Linked DNA regions of Homo sapiens: all the other regions are linked to region 1. Evidence: read pairs that join two places in POLR2A ChIA-PET (ENCODE). Cell type or tissue: PC-3. All regions are shown on one strand. Each heading gives the region's core, and the rest is flanking DNA. Links, peaks and the distances in the headings are about the cores only. Region 1 overlaps LOC105373418 (a long non-coding RNA gene). Region 2 overlaps YWHAQ (tyrosine 3-monooxygenase/tryptophan 5-monooxygenase activation protein theta). Region 3 overlaps ITGB1BP1 (integrin subunit beta 1 binding protein 1).

Region 1 (5,580 bases), core at 691-4,690:
TCAGCCTCCTGAGTAACTGGGATTACAGGTGCCCACCACCACACCCAGCTAATTTTTGTATTTTTAGTAGAGACGAGGTCTCGATCTCTAGACCTTGTGATCTGCCCACCTCGGCCTCCCGAATTGCTGGGATTACAGGCGTGAGCCACCGCACCCGGCCAATATAAATTTTTTTTAAAGCGATTCTTACCTGGGGATAGTACTGCCCTTACCTTAGGAGGCATTTGGAGCTATGTGAGGGCATTTAATTTTTTAGTTTTGGTGTCATAGTGACCGGGGGTGTTACTGATATTTAGTACCCATGCTAAATATTTCGAAATGGGTAAGATGCACAATTTTAAAATTATCCCACTCAAAATGCCAAATAGCACCTGTATTAGTCTGTTCTCACACTGCTAATAAAGACATACCCGAGACTGGGTAATTTATTAAGGAAAGAGATTTAATGGACTCACAGTTCCACATGGCTGGGGAGGCCTCACACTCATGGCAGAAGGCAAAGGAGAAGCAAAGGCATGCTTTACATTGCGGCAGGCAAGACGCATGTGCAGAGGAACTGCTCTTTATAAAACCACCAGATCTTGTGAGATCTATTCACTATCACGAGAACAGCACAGGAAAGACTCGCCCCCCTGATTCAATCACTTTCCATTGGGTATTTCCCACGACATATGGGAATTATGTGAGCTACAATTCCAGATGAGATTTGGGTGGGGACACAGCTAAACCATATCAGCACCCCACCGAGTTAGCCTGTTGGCCTGACCATCATCCCCGTTTGACATCTGGTGAAGCTGAGGCTGGTGAACTCATTCGGCTAAAAAGTGGAGGAAGTAAACTGTTGCTCTCTGCATCCCATGGCTATGGGGTGTCCTCATGGAAAGAGGCTCTAGATGTAAGGACGTGGAAAAAGCGGTTTTCTCCCTTGCTTTATCCCTACCTGCTGCCCCCATCAGAAGAGCCAGGCTCTGTCCTATGCCACAGAAGGTTGCATTACAGCCTCGCTCCTCCCTGACCTTTGTTTCCTTAACAGCCTGAATGAGCTGGGGAGCCCATGTGCTATGTCTTCTGGAGCGGAGGGGAGGGGGCTTCAGGCGCCTAGGGAGCAGGTGAAGAGCCAATCAGGCCATATGACTGGCAGGTCCTCAACCTGCCTGATGACAATGATGCTGAGGAGGGGAGGCTGGGCTCAGGGTCCAGGGTCTCTGGTCATCAATCACCCCCAGGCCCCAGGCTACAGGCTCAGAAGCAGCAAGTTCTCCTCAGGGCCTGAGGTTGGAGCTGGGGCAGTGGGTGTCTTAGCAGGAACCAGCTTGGATTTTGCACATTACAGGGGGTATAGGGAAGGGAAGAACCAAGGAATAACTGATACTACAAGTCCCCCAAATGGCAGGATGTAGGGGGCAGGAATTTGATTTTTTTTTTTTTTTTTTTTGGTTTTTGAGACGGAGTCTCGCTCTGTTGCCCAGGCTGGAGTGCATTGGTGTGATCTCGGCTCACTGCAAGCTCCGCCTCCCGGGTTCACGCCATTCTCCTGCCTCAGCCTCCTGAGTAGCTGGGACTCCAGGCGCCCACCACTACGCCTGGCTTTTTTTTGTATTTTTAGTAGAGACAGGGTTTCACAGTGTTAGCCAGGACAGTCTCGATCTCCTGACCTCGTGATCCACCTGCCTTGGCCTCCCAAAGTGCTGGGATTACAGGCGTGAACCCCTGCACCCAGCCGGGAATGGGATTTAATTTGATTTAGGAATATACATAGCCATGTACCCTAGAGAGTCACACATGAGCCTGCTACTGGACAGACAGGGAGCACGGGCAGGGAGTAGGGGGCCTTGCCCAGGCCACAGCCAGAGAAAGCTGGGGTCTCATCTCCCTCCCCACTTTCCAGCCACCATCCCCCACAACAGCAAGGCAGGCCCACATTTCTGAGGTCTGATTTTGTCGAAGCCTCAGATATTCTCTAGAAATGTCAACAAATGCCCCTGGAAAACCACCCTCCCTCTCCTGTCTCCAGGAACCCAGGGCTTACCAAGAGGAAGTTACATGCGCTCACTCATTGACCTCACCTACTCCAGCAGGGGGTGGAGATTAAGACCAGAGAAGTTCCTCAGCTTGCCCAAGCCTCCAAAGGTCAAAGGCTAGCAGTGAGTCAGACTCAGATCCAGGCTTCTGGGCTCCCAGGTCTGGCCCCTCTGCTGCCCCAGCCTCCACTGCTGGGCAGCTGAGGTCTCCCAGAGTCCAGGGTGAGCAGAGCCAAGTGGGAGGGTTTCAAGCTCTCTAGCTGTCAATTGCCATTTGTACTTCCCCACCTGATCACCGCACTCTAGATAGGTAAACTGCATCCCTGCATCCCTAGAGGGTGACAGTAACTGCCAAAATAGGGAGCAGTGGGGTGGCGGGGGATGCTCAGGGACCATGACACATGGGTGGTGACCATCAACCACCAAATATCCCCTGGAACAAGTTGTAAGAACTCAGTGCCAAGAGACATCAGTGGGTGGCACTGAGGAACCAGAGGTGATGAGCTCACCCCAGGCAGTACCTCCCACCCAGATGAGCAAAGCCACACTGTAAAAGTGGCGAGTGCATCCGAGGGTTTCTCAAGCTGACTAGGACACAAGGGAAACCAGCCAAAACCCCCAAGCCGGGCGTGGTAGGTGTTGGCAGCCCGGAGGTGGGGAGTGGTGGTGGCAGGATGCCTCGTTTCCCAGGCAACACAGTGGAAACTGTCCCACAAACACCAACCAGGGGGGTGGGGGGGCACAGAAGGGTGGGCAGGGCTGACATCTGAGACGGGAATCTGCTTAGCTACTGCCAGAGGCCTGCCTCCTCTGAGTGCCTGGGGCCCTGGCCCCACCTCCGGGGATGCTCTCTGTTGGCTGGGTTCTGCACGTATTTATTCTTTCACTCAGTAAATGTTTACTGAGCCCCAGTGTAGACTGTAGTGGGAGAGCATGGGCTCTAAAGTCAGAAAGACTGGGGTCTGGATCTCAGCTGTGATGCTTCCAGTTATGTGCCCTTGCAGGCTACATCGCCGCTCTGAGCCTCAATGTTCTCATCTGAAGAATGGGAATTATTCTACCACATTCAAAGGTTGCCATAAGTATGAAATAGGAGAGTAGATGGCAGATAGTCAGTATTCAGTGGATGCAGCTATTATTGCCTGGCTCCATGCCAGACACAAGTTAGGTCAACTGGGGTGGGTGACTAGGGGAAGGCAGACATGGAAATGTATTAGATGCACTCCTGCCCTTGGGAAGCTCTCCTAGCCTATCGGGTGGAGGAGCCTGACTAGAGTCCTAAATTAGGTGAGTAGAACATCTGGAGAGCCATGGTAGAGATGAGCAAAGTGCTGGGGAGCACCTAGGAGAACCCCAACTGGGGGGTTGGGAAAGGTGTTGAAAAAGCATTTCGGTTAAACTTCATCAGACAAGAAATGAGTAGGAAAGGCATTCCAGGCAGAGAGAACAATGTGTACAAAGGCAGGAAGGCAAAACCTCAGCATGGGTTGGAAGGACAGCAAGTAGATCAACTGAGATAAAGCCTAGGGTAAATGATTTTGATAGTGCCACAGGGACTTGGGGAAAGACAGGAGAGAGAAGATGGCCAAAAATAGGCAGGGATTAGATGATAAAGGACCATTTGACTGAACACTTTGATAACTTTTTAACAGAGGAGTTACACAGGATTGAATTTAGAAAGACCACTCTCTTAAACCAGAAGTGTATTGATCGTGCATATATAGACCTACAGAGCAGTAAAACAGAATCGAGTTCAGGAAAATACGCATGCATATATAGGAACTGGATTTATGACAGAATGGCGTCATACATCAGAGAGGAAAGGACATACTATTCAATAAATGGTATTGAAGCAATTAGTTATCTATATGAAATAATGTATAATTATATCCCTCCCTCACACCATATCCAAAAATAAATTCAAGACCTAAATGTGACAAAAATACTGTAAAATAATTAGAAGAAAATTTAAATCAAGCATAGACTTGTAGTTTCACTACAAGGCTTTTTCTCTGACCTGAGCTGTCTTCTATTTTGGGGGAATCACTACATCCATTGAAGACAATATTTATGACATTGGCATAGACAAAATATACTTAAATCAGACACCAGAAGCAAAAATTATAGGCTAAAAAAATTATCAAATTTGACCACATCAGAATTTAAAACTTCATATAAATAGCTAATTGCTTCAATACCATTTATCAAATAGTATGTCCTTTCCTCTCTGATGTATGATGCCATTCTATCGTAAACTCAGTTCCCATATATGCACAGGTCTTTTCTCTGTTTTATTGCTCTGTGGATCTATATATGCTCTATCAATACACTTCTGGTTTAAGAGAGAGGTCTTTCAAAATTCAACCCTGTGTAACTCCCCTGTTCAAAAGTCACCGATAAAAGACACCATAGACAAAATTAAAACATAAGTATTGATTGGAGGAAAATATATGCAAAACATGATAGACAAAGGATTGGTATCAAGGATGTTTAAAGAACTCCCATAAAATAACAAGGAACAGACAAATGGGCAAAATATATGACTAGGTAATTTACAGTAGAAGAAACCCAAATGGGTTTACTCAACAGAATTAGGAATCAGAAACAGGCAAATTACAACAAGATACCACGGTCACCCATCAGATTAGCAAAACAAAGTCTAACAACATCAAGTGTTGGAAAGGTTGAGGGAAATGGGTCTTCCCATATACAATGGATGGGAGTGTAAATTGACACCATCATTTTGGAGGGCAATTCAGCAGTATCTAGGGAAACTGCAAGTGTAACCCAGCAAGGCTCCTTCTAGGTGTTTAGATAAATGCTTGTACCTGAGTACACAAGGCAACAGGTATGAGGGGGTGATCACAGTGTTGTCTGTAATAGGGAAGAACTGGAAACCATGTACATAACCATCAATAGGAGAAGGCATAAATAAATTGTGAAATGGTCCTGCAGAGGGATTCCAGACAGTAGTTCGGGGGATAGACTAGGGTTATGCGAGCACAAATAAGAGTAGATCTCAAGATGTAACAAAGAATGGATGCGCATGAAACACACTAATCTCACAGCACCAGTCTGTCACATAGGTAGTAATGAAGAGAAAGGAATAAACTGGAAATGGAAGCTGGGAGTTGACAAACAGAGGAGGTGATGTGAACTAGCACAGTGGAATCAGTTCCCTCAGTGGAAACTAGAGTCTCAGGATTCCAGACTGGGAAGGAGCCTCTGAGGGTCCATGATCCAAAACTCTCCTTTTCCAGACTCCCTATTTCCCACTCATCCTCATAGATGCCCAGGCTTTTTCTCTGACCTGAGCTGTCTTCTATTTTGGGGGAATCACTACACATATTGAAGACAAGAGGACTGACCCTCGAAGAAACCAAGATGGCAGCAAAGGTAGTTCCCAGTCTAGGCAGCGAGTTGTAGTAATCAAGGACATATTGAGGCCCTACCATTAGCCCAGCATTGAGATTTTAGATTGAGTTATAAAGATGGGCAAGGTAGATAAGATGTAAAACAGAACAGAGATTGCCAAGCATGAGGAAGCACAAGGGAAGTG
Region 2 (5,580 bases), core at 1,082-5,081, 100 kb after region 1:
TCAGTGACTTTCTACATCTTAGTGCAGATAAACCTTTTCAAATGCCAGTCTTCGCCTTGGAATACCTTTTCCCCCCGTATTTTCTGTCTCTCGTTTGTTACCTTAAGAAAAATTCTTCTAACTCCATAATTAAATAATTATTTTTTATTTTGAGCTCCCATAGCACTTGTATATACCCGTTCTCTCAGTGTTTCTGCTCAGGTGGGGAGCGTAGCACTGACTTTGGACAGAGGTCAGTGGTGCTACACATCCTTTAACACATAGGAGCCCAGGCCTGTGTAAGGAATTGTCCAGCTGTTCTTTCAGTTAGGTAAAAAACTTAGAGGAGCTATCTGAGGCCAAAGCCTAATTTGGCTTTACATTTAAAGACAAAGTTTTAGTTTATGGGTTTTGTTGTTGTTGAGATGGAGTGTCACTCTGTCGTCCAGGCTGGAGTGCAGTGGCGTGATCTCAGCTCACTGTGACCTCCTCCTCCTGGGTTAAAGAGATTCCCTTGCCTCAGCCTCCCAAGTAGCTGGGATTACAGGTGTACACCACCACGCCCAGCTAGTTTTTTAGTATTTTTAATAGAGGGGAGTTTCACCATGCTAGCCAGGCTGCTCTCGAACTCCTGACCGCGAATGATCCATCTGCCTCAGCCTCCCGAAGTGTTGGGATTACCAGGTGTGAGCCACCATGCCTGGCCTATTTTATGGTTTTAATAACATACAGAATTAACCAGGAATGCATCTACTGTGTAAAAATCAAGGAAAGCCAGGCATGGTGGCTCATGCCCGTAATCACAGCACTTTGGGAGGCTGAGGCAGGAGGATCATCTGAGGTCAGGAGTTTGAGACCAGCCTGGCCAACATGGAGAAACCCCGTCTCTTCTAAAAAAAAATTAGAAAAATTAGCCAGGCATGATTATGCGTGCCTGTAATCCCAGTTACTCGGGAGGCTGAGGCTCAAGAATTGCTTGAACCTGGGAAGTTGGGGTTGCAGTGAGCTGAGATCGTGTCACTGCACTTCAGCCCGGGCAACAGAGCGAGACTCCAGCTCAAAAAAAAAAAAAAAAATTCAAGGGAGAATTGTACTTTGTTTTGCTTGTAACTTGACTGGTCAGGCCATTCATGATATTTGAACAGATTGTAAGTCTGTATTTGAAGGTTGTTTGTTGTTGTTGATTCTTAGAGGCAGATATCTGACTACGTTGTGTTTATACTTTAGCTATATGAATGTTTACCTATTGAAAATACTGTTTTATTAAAAATTACTTTGTTCCTTATACCTTAGGAGATAAATGTACATTTTAAAAGTGTTCCTCAGTCAGGTGAGGTGGCTTATGCCTGTAAGTTCAACACTTGGGGAGGCCGAAGCAGGAGGATCACTTGAGGCCAGAAGTTCAAGACCAGCCTAGGCAACATAGCAAGACTGTGTCCCTACTATATATATATATATATATATATATATATATATATATATATTTTTTTTTTTTTTTTTTTTTTTTTTTTTTTTTTAAATTAGGCATGGTGGTTCACACCTGTAATCCCAGCATTTTGGGAGGCTGAGGCAGGAGGACCACTTGAGCCTAGGAGTTACCAGTCTGTGCAAGATGATGAGACCCTGTCTCTCCAAAATATAAAAACAATTAGCTGGGCGTGGTAGCCTGTGCCTATAGTAGGGCTAAGGTGGGAGGATCCCTTGAGTCCAGGAGTTCAAGGATGCAGTAAGCTGTGATCACTGCACTGCACTCCGTTCCAGGCTGGGGGAGACAGCTGGGTGGTGGGACTCACCTGTACTCCTAGCTACTCAGGAGTAGCTGTTTAAAAAAAAAATGTGCGTAGGTGTATTATTAGCTACTAGTTTCATTTTAACTTAGTTAAGGAGGCATAAAATGTTATTAAAGGACTTATTTTTATTTATTTATTTATTGAGACAGGGTCTTGCTCTGTCACCCAGGCTGGAGTGCAGTGGTGTGATCATAGGTCACTGCAGCCTTGAACATCTGGGTACAAACAACCCTCCTAAGTAGCTGGGACTTACAGGCATGAGGCACCATGCCTGGCTAATTTTTTAATTTTTGGTAGAGACAAGATCATGCTTAGCTGCCCAGACTAATCTGGAACTCCTGGCTACAAGTGATCCTCATTCCTTGGCCTCCCAAAGTGCCGGAATTTTAGGCATGAGCCACCACACCTGGCCAGGAGTTATTATATTAAAGGATAAGTGAATAGAGGAGGAGGGAAAGGATATTTACAAATTAAAAGCTCTAATGTATCATTACTAAAGTTGCTTTATTTTTTGGCATTACTGAGGTTAATATTATGGTTCGTTGTCTGAATTAGTATCTGTTCATTTGATATATAGACAACTTTTTGTTTTTATTAATCTTAAGAACCAGCCAGGCATGGTGGCTCATGCCTGTAATCCCAGCACTTTGGGAGGCCGAGGCAGGCAAATCATCTGAGGTCAGGAGATCGAGACCACCCTGGCCAACACAGCAAAACCCCGTCTGCTAAAAATACAAAAAGAAATTAGCCGAGCAAGGTGGTGAGTACCTGTAATCCCAGCTACACAGGAGGCTGAGGCCGGAGAATCGCTTGAACCCGGGAGGCAGAGGTTGCAATGAGCTAAGATCACACCACTGCACTCCAACCTGGGTGACAGAGTGAGATTCTGTCTCAAAAAAAAAAAAACAATCTTAAGAACTGCTCTTAGTTATGGATGGCATCACGTGTGTGGTTCTCAGTGTATGCCTAAGGAAGTTTTATTACCTTTTATATGAACGTTAAATGGTACACCAGGATGATTCATTTTTTACCTTTTAAGTATTGAAGTAATAATTTTGAATTATAATATTTTTTGTTTGTTTGTTTTTTTGAGGTGGAGTTTCACTCTTGTTGTCCAGGCTGGAATGCAGTGGTGCAATTCTGGCTCACTGCTCACTGCAACCTCTGCCTCCTGGGTTCAAGCAGTTCTGCCTCAGCCTCCCGAGTAGCTGGGATTACAGGCGTGCGCCACCACACCCAGCTAATTTTTGTATTATTAGTAGAGACGGGGTTTCACCATGTTGGCCAGGCTGGTCTCAAACCCTTGACTTCAGGTGATCCACCCACCATGGCTTCCCAAAGTGCTGGGATTACAGGCTTGAGCCACCATGACCGGCCTGAATTATAATATTAATGTCTTATCTACAGGATGACCACACAATGTCTTCCAAAGTGGGATATTTCTAAGAATGAAAATAAATAGCATTAATAATTGCAGATTTGGTTGTAGACCACCACAATTGAGTGAATTATCTCAATAAAGCAAGTCACAGAAATTTTTGGTTCCCTACAGTGTATAAAAGTCATGCTTACACTATACTGTAGTCTGTTAAGTGCACAATAGCATTTTGTCTAAAAACCAGCGTATGTACCTTAAATAGAAAATACTTAATTGCCAAGAAATCGATCATCTAAGCCTTTAGAAGTCCTTATCTTTTTGCTGGTGGAGGGTCTTGCCTCCATGTTGATGGTTGCTGACTGGTTGGGGGTGGCCGTGGCAATTGCTTAAAATAAGACAACAGTGAAGTTTGCTGCATCAGTTTGTGCTTCCTTTCACAAAAGATTTTTCTTTTTTCTTTTTTCTTTTTTTTTGAGACAGAGTTTCGCTCTTGTTGCCCAGGCTGGAGTGCAATGGCGCGACCTCGGCTCACCACAACCTCTGCCTCCCGGGTTCAATCAATTCTCCTTCTTTAGCCTCCCAAGTAGCTGGGATTACAGGCATGCACCACCACACCCAACTAATTTTGTATTTTTAGTAGAGATGGGGTTTCTCCATGTTGGTCAGGCTGGTCTTGAACTCCTGACCTCAGGTGATCTGCCCGCTTGGGCCTCTCAAGTGCTGGGATTATAGGCATGAGTCACCACACCCGGCCCTCAAACGATTTTTCTATAGCATGTGATGCTGTTTGATGCCATCTCAGCTAGAATAGAATTTCTTTCAAAATCAGAGGCAATCCTCTCAAACCCTGCCACTGCTCTATCAACTAAGTTTATGCAGTGTTTTCAGTCCTTTGTTGTCATTTCAACGGTGTTAATGGCATCTTCACCAGAAGTAGATCCTTCTCAAGAAACCACTTTCTTTGCTCATCCATGAGAAGCAAGTTCTCATCTGTTCAAGTTTTAACATGAGTTTGCAGCAATTCAGTCACATCTTCAGGCTCCATTTCTAATTCTAGTATTTCTCTTCCTGTTTCTACCACATCTGCAGGTGGAAGATTTCCACTGAAATCTTAAAAGTCCTCAAAGTCATTCATGAGAGTAGAAATCAGCTTCTTCCAAACTGTTGTTAATGTTAATATTTTGACTTCTTCCCATGAATCACAAATCTTCTTAATGGCATCTAGAATGGTGAATCCTTTCTAGGTGGTTTTCAATTTATTTTCCCAGATCTGTCAGAAGAACCACTGTCTATGACAGCTATGGCCTTACGAAATGTATTTCTTAAATAATTCCACTTGAAAGTTGAAATTACTCCTTGATCTATGGGCTGCAGAATGGATGTTGTTTTATGTGAGCAGGCATGAAAACAGCATTAATCTTGTACATCTCCCTCAGAGCTCTTTGGTAAACAGGTGCTGCATTGTCAATGAGCAATTATAATTTGAAAGGAATCTTTTTTTTCTGAGCAGTAGGTCTCAACAATGGACTTAAAATATTCAGTGAAGCATTTTGTAAACAGATGCCGTCATCCAGGCTTGGTTGGTTGTTCCATTTGTAGAGTGCAGGCAGAGTAGATTTAGCATAATTCTTAAGGACCCTAGGATTTTTGGAATGCTAAATGAGCATTGGCTTCATCTTAAAGTCACCAGCTGCAATTAGCTCTGAAGAGTCAGCCTTCCTTTAAAGCCAGATACTGACCTCCTATGAAAGTACTTGATGGCATCTTCTGGTATGAGGCTGTTTCCTCTACATTGGAAATATGGTATTTTGTGTAGCCATCTTCATTCATCAGTGATATTAGCTAGATCTTCTGGATAACTTACTGCAGCTCTACATTCGCACTTGTACCTTCAGCTTGTACTTTTATGTTCTGGAGGTGACTTCTTTCGGTCAACCTCATGAATCAACCTCTCCTAGCTTCAAATTTTTCTTATGCAGCTTCCTTACTTCTCTCAGCCTTCACTGAATTGAAGAGAATTAAGGCCTTGCTCTGGATTAGGCTTTGATTTAAAGGAATGTTGTGGCTGGCCTCAGCTTCTATTCAGACCACATAAAGTTTTCTCCATATCATCAATAAGTCTGTTTTGCTTTCTTATCATTTGTGTGTTCACTGGGGTAGCACTTTTAATTTCCTTCAAGAGCTCTTTCTTTGCACTTACGACATTGCTGTTTGGTACAAGAGGCCCAGCTTTAGCTTGTCTTGGCTTTCGACATGCCTTCCTCACTAAGTTTAATTATTTCTAGCTTTTGTAAGTAAGAGACATGTAACTCATCTTTTCACTTGAACACTTAATTAAAGGCCATTGTAGGGTTATTAATTGGTCTAATTTTAATATTTTTGTGTCTCAGGGAATAGGTAAGCCAGAGGAGACAGAAGAGATTGGGAGCACCC
Region 3 (5,580 bases), core at 1-4,000, 290 kb after region 1:
AGCACTTTGGGAGGCCAAGGGGGGCAGATCACTTGAGGCCAAGAGTTCAAGACCAGCCTGGCCAATATGGCAAAACCCTGTCTCTACTAAAAATACAAAAATTAGCTGGGTGTGGTGGTGCATGCCTATAATCCCAGCTACTCGGGAGGCTGAGGTTGAACTGCTTGCTTGAACTCAGGAGGCAGAGGCTGCAGTGAGCCAAGATTGTGCCACTGCACTCCAGCCCTGGGTGACACAGTGAGACTGTCTCAAACAAAACAAAACACCAGCCTGGGCAAGACCCCCATCTCTACAAAACATTTTAAAAAATCAGCTGAGTGTGGTGTTATGCACTGGTAGTCCCAGATACTCAGAAGGCCAAGGCAGGGGGATTCCTTGAGCCCAGGAAGTCAAAGTTGCAGTGAGCCATCATTGTACCACTGCACTCCAGCCTGGGTGACAGAACAGTAAGACTGTCTCAAAAAAAACCTGAAATGAAGTTTCATATCTTTATGAAAGTAAAGGAAGATACTTCTGTCTGAAGGACATCAGTGAATCTAAATTGCCATTTAAGAGAGAACTCGGGCTGGGCGCGGTGGCTCAGGCCTATAATTCCAGCACTTTGGGAGGCCGAGGTGGGTGAATCATGAGGTCAGGAGATAGAGACCATCCTGGCTAACACGGTGAAACTCCATCTCTACTAAAAATACAAAAAAATTAGTTGGGTGTGGTGGCGCATGCCTGTAATCCCAGCTACTCGGGAGACTGAGGCAGGAGAATCGCTTGAACCCAGGAGGTGGAGGTTGCAGTGAGCCGAGATCGCGCCATTGCACTCCAGCCTGGGCAACAAGAGCAGAACTCCGTCTCAAAAAAAAAAAAAAAAAAAAGAACTCACGGTAGTTTGGACAAGTATAATTACTTTCCAGCATTTAGTTGGGAATATAAAGTCATTCCAACAAACTACATTAAGTCCTCACGTAACCTCATTGATTGGTTCTTGGAAAACCACCTAGATTAGTTCCTCCAAGTAACTCGTTTTTCAAGGTCATTTTGTTATAATGTTTTATGATGTTGATGAGAAAAAAAAATGGTTTTGTTATATGCGTGATTTCGCTTAAAGTTGTAGTTCCAAGAACGAGCCGCAACGTTCAGTGTGGTCTTAACCATAAAAGCTACAACCAGTCTAAGTGTTGTACTGAAAGATTAATAATTCTTCCCCTCAAAAATACACTAGCATTATTTTCATTCCTATAAGGACTACTAAATTTCTCATATCACCATAGAATTTTTGCTTGCTAAAATTCCAGTATTGACAATAGCTTGACTATTATCCCATACCGTGGTTCTTGGAATTGCTTTAAACCCACTGTGGGAAGCGATTGGCAAGCGGGTACTGTAACATTGTGAGGACCCAAGAAGTAAGGTATTGGGATGCAGCTTATTTACTGTAATGTCTTTAATGTGGGCGAGTGGTTCCACAAAACCATTGACAGTACAGAACATCCATAGGTTGCCAACAGCGTCTTACGTTAGGGAAGACGAAGTAGGTGGTATTCCGGTCTGGGAGCCGAGACCGGATCGTCCGCCAGGGAAGCTGTCAGGGATTATCTGCGGTTCCTGAGTAGCTGAAAACCCCAATTCATGTTTTTGTGAGTGGAGTAACTGCTCATCAGCAGCACTTGCCAGCCCGAAGCCCTGAGGCGTGGCATCACCAGACACGCCTTCCCATCTGGGCAGGATATGTGGGCTCTGCTTCCTGATCATCCCACACGCTAACACTGGTCTATGCTGTGGAAATGAAGATCTTCATTTTTCTCATGTAGGTATTTTAACATCAGCAGGTTTTGTGAGAAGCAGCTCAGTGTGTAATTAGGATTAACTCCAAGACAAACAATATGCATGAAAGGGATGGATGTGAATTTTGCTCAGAGTTGTGGGCTGTAAAAATGCGGCTGGGCACAGTGGCTCATGCCTGTAATGCCAGCACTTTGGGAGGCCAACTTGGGAGAGTTACCTGAGGCCAAGAAGAGTTCAAGACCAGCCTAAGGCAACATAGTGAGATCCCACCTCGATTTAAAAATAAATAAATTGGCCCACATGGTGGCTCATGCCTGTAATCCCTGCACTTTGGGAGGTTATGGTGGGTGGATCACTTAAGGTCAGGAGTTCGAGACCAGCCTGGCCAACATGATGAAACCCCATCTGTACTAAAAATACGAAAATTAGCCGGATGTGCTCACTTGAACCAAGGAGGCAGACGTTGCAACGAGCTGAGATCATGCCACTGCACTATAGCCTGGGCGACAGAGTGAGACTCTGTCTCAAAAATAAAAATAACCTTTTTGTAAATGGGGGGAAATGTTTCTTCTGCCTCTGGGAGAGAGACTCTTGCCTGGCTAATGTGTACCCCACATTCTTTAAAGGGTTTGGGCTTGCGATGGCCAGATACTCAAAGTGACTAGTCAGACTTAAGACTATTATGTAATTTTAATCTTTATCATGGAATTTATTTTTACTTTAAAGCAAGATGGAAAGTTGCCTTTTGTTCCTCCGGAGGAAGAATTTATTATGGGAGTTTCCAAGTATGGCATAAAAGTATCAACATCAGATCAATATGTAAGTAATATAATTTATTAAGAAAACTATGTTTTAGATAACAGGGAATTCAGGCCATTAAGAGCCCCCTTATAATTAGGGCCACTCCTGTTTGCAGAGTGATTGGTTTGTAAACATTCCTGGCAGTTGGTCTTAAACGTGACCAATTTCTTAAGGTGAATAGGGGCTTCCTTTTCTCTCCTGTGTTGGAAGGGCCCATGCAACCTGCCCCCCCCACCCCCAAACACACAGATGGCTCCGAATGCATTTTCAACTAAGGGCCCCTCATCAATTAAGAGCAGCTGTCAGCTTGGACGGTGGGCACAGACACTGGGATAGTCAGTTTAGATCACTGCACTCCTGGCTTGCTGGGATCTGAAGGCATTGCCCGAGACTGAGCATACAGGACATCCCTTGGGGTGAGAAACCTATGGATATGCTGTTTCAAGCCTCACTCTGCCTGGGAGGGTGTGTCATCAGGACTGACAAACATTTGAGAGTCCTGATCTCTCGGAATCTTTCCTGACTTCTGCAGGATGTTTTGCACAGGCATGCTCTCTACTTAATAATCCGGATGGTGTGTTACGATGACGGTCTGGGGGCGGGAAAAAGCTTACTGGCTCTGAAGACCACAGATGCAAGCAATGAGGAATACAGCCTGTGGGTTTATCAGTGCAACAGCCTGGTGAGACTTCGTTACTTTGGTTAGCTGCTTGCCCATCAAGTCGCAACACCCAGGGACTACTGTTTTTGAAGGCTGAAGAAATACAATCCATTATATATGGAATATCTTGGCCTGGGGATAGTGAATGAATATTAGGCCGGAGGTCAGCCGGCTGGCAAGACAGTGCAGGTTTGTGAAATATTTGTTAGGGCCAGTGGCAGCACTCGCTTGTGCCGGGATTTAAAAGGTAAACAAAGCAGCTGAGGAAAAATGTATCCTCCAGGGGCCGAAGGCTTCTTCCATTTCCGAACGTTGTTGCCCTCCTAGACTGCGTGATCAGCCTTTGCAGGCTGCAGTCGCTGTTTGCTTTCCTCTGAAGGAGGGCAGAAAGGGCCCACGTGCAGGGAAGCTCATAGTATGGGTTCCACTGACCCAGGCAGGCATGTGTGGTCGGCTTGCTTAGGAGAGGTCTTAAGAGGGTCAGGTGTGTGCCTCTGCTAGCCAAATTAAGTTCACGAAGAGACAGATGAATGTTGCTCTTACTCTATCTTTCATGTAATGTAGGAACAAGCACAAGCCATTTGCAAGGTTTTATCCACCGCTTTTGACTCTGTATTAACATCTGAGAAACCCTGAATCCTGCAATCAAGTAGAAGTCAACTTCATCTGAAAGTTCAGCTGTTTTCAAACTGCAATGCTGAAATGTTATGCAAATAATGAAGTTATCCCTTGCTCTAGATTTTCTGAAGAAAATGGATTGTGTAAAATGCTGATCATTTGTTTATTAAAATGTGTCCTATTACACAGTGAGTTAACTCTCAATGAAGTCATCTATTTTCTGGGCTAAAAAACTTCATTTGTCTTTTTCAACTTCTAATAAGCTTAACCTAAGTGTCACAGAAGCCTAGGTGTCACAGAGGTCCACTCAGTGACAAACACACACTGAAGGCCTGAGGAAGACGAGATGTCACAGAGGTCCACTCAGTGACAAACACACACTGAAGGCCTGAGGAAGACTAGATGTCACAGAGGTCCACTCAGTGACAAACACACACTGAAGGCCTGAGGAAGACGAGATGTCACAGAGGTCCACTCAGTGACAAACACACACTGAAGGCCTGAGGAAGACTAGATGTCACAGAGGTCCACTCAGTGACAAACACACACTGAAGGCCTGAGGAAGACGAGATGTCACAGAGGTCCACTCAGTGACAAACACACACTGAAGGCCTGAGGAAGACGAGATGTCACAGAGGTCCACTCAGTGACAAACACACACTGAAGGCCTGAGGAAGACTAGATGTCACAGAGGTCCACTCAGTGACAAACACACACTGAAGGCCTGAGGAAGACGAGATGTCACAGAGGTCCACTCAGTGACAAACACACACTGAAGGCCTGAGGAAGACGAGATGTCACAGAGGTCCACTCAGTGACACACACTGAAGGCCTGAGGAAGACTGAGGACATGGGCTCAGTGGTGGCTTCCCAGTCATGGTATCACTGGCATGGACCTCTGTCCGGCAGAGGTGTGGACTGGAGACCAGGATTCATGCTGGTCTGGAACAGTGACATTGCCAACTTAAGACACACAAAGCAGATTTTCAGAAGTGTCTGGTCAAGATAACATGCTGGCCAACCACAATTCCTAGAGTTAAGAGAACCTTAAAAGATTACCGCTCATGCTAAAAGTATGTAAAGATCCCATGTACAGTATGATAGTGTACTTTTTTTAAAGGACTGTCAATATACAAAACTTTAAAGATTAAAAACATTAAAAATAAAACCATGTCCATTTAAAAGTATTTTATTTTTTTCCAGTCAAATGACTAGTTAACAAGAAGAGTAAACTTATTAAACATGCTCTAATTATAAATCACTGCATTAAGGACAATGAAAATAATCAATTTCGGTTATACAATATATACAGTTGTGCTGCAACCAAAGTAATCAGGTGAATGAACTGAATATCATACATCTCAAAATAGCATCCTAAGCTGCATATTATGTTATCCACCCCTTAACAGATCACACAGTTACTCTTAGTCTGTGTACATGTTCTGAGCCATCATCCCAGATCTGATGGAGAATGGCATGCAAAATGCCAGAATCCTGCAGCTGCAGTTCATGAAACATAAACTTTAAATATAAATAGATATCTACAATGTTTTTCTTTCTCTTAGTTGCTTTTTTAATTTGCAAGGAGCAAATAACTAAGAAAGGATATTAGCAGGGTCGTTAATATAATTTCTCCTCTGGTAAGAGTACTATTAGTTACTGCACAATAGCACCAAATTGTAGACTGGAAAAATATTTCCTAGGTATTTATGTACCAGTGAACC

Evidence for each region. Peaks named below come from ENCODE experiments on the same cell type or tissue, not always from the same donor. Only the 100,000 strongest peaks of a DNase experiment are listed, where the experiment ranks them.
Region 2: POLR2A ChIA-PET joins it to region 1 with 8 read pairs; 8 of 35 experiments call an interaction of 5 or more read pairs at or near these places.
Region 3: POLR2A ChIA-PET joins it to region 1 with 5 read pairs; 1 of 35 experiments calls an interaction of 5 or more read pairs at or near these places.

What each region holds. Positions count from the first base shown.
Region 1 is chr2:9,700,408-9,705,987 of GRCh38, reverse strand. All of the region lies in intron 3 of LOC105373418 (a long non-coding RNA gene), which reads right to left. Among named protein-coding and RNA genes, the nearest start is that of YWHAQ, 72 kb to the right of the region's middle. In PC-3, for the core only: a CTCF peak has its summit at 2,459; DNase peaks (open chromatin) are centred at 2,077 and 2,627; H3K4me3 peaks cover 775 bases; H3K27ac peaks cover 2,190 bases.
Region 2 is chr2:9,598,746-9,604,325 of GRCh38, reverse strand. All of the region lies in intron 2 of YWHAQ (tyrosine 3-monooxygenase/tryptophan 5-monooxygenase activation protein theta), which reads left to right. Among named protein-coding and RNA genes, the nearest start is that of YWHAQ, 29 kb to the left of the region's middle. In PC-3, for the core only: no CTCF peak of the experiment used is centred there; no DNase peak of the experiment used is centred there.
Region 3 is chr2:9,405,128-9,410,707 of GRCh38, reverse strand. ITGB1BP1 (integrin subunit beta 1 binding protein 1) reads left to right here. Exons shown (of 7, transcript NM_004763.5): 5 at 2,503-2,595; 6 at 3,110-3,259; 7 at 3,803-5,580. The coding sequence ends at 3,874. ASAP2 (ArfGAP with SH3 domain, ankyrin repeat and PH domain 2) reads right to left here. Exons shown (of 28, transcript NM_003887.3): 28 at 5,030-5,580. Among named protein-coding and RNA genes, the nearest start is that of ITGB1BP1, 16 kb to the left of the region's middle. In PC-3, for the core only: no CTCF peak of the experiment used is centred there; no DNase peak of the experiment used is centred there; H3K27ac peaks cover 1,593 bases.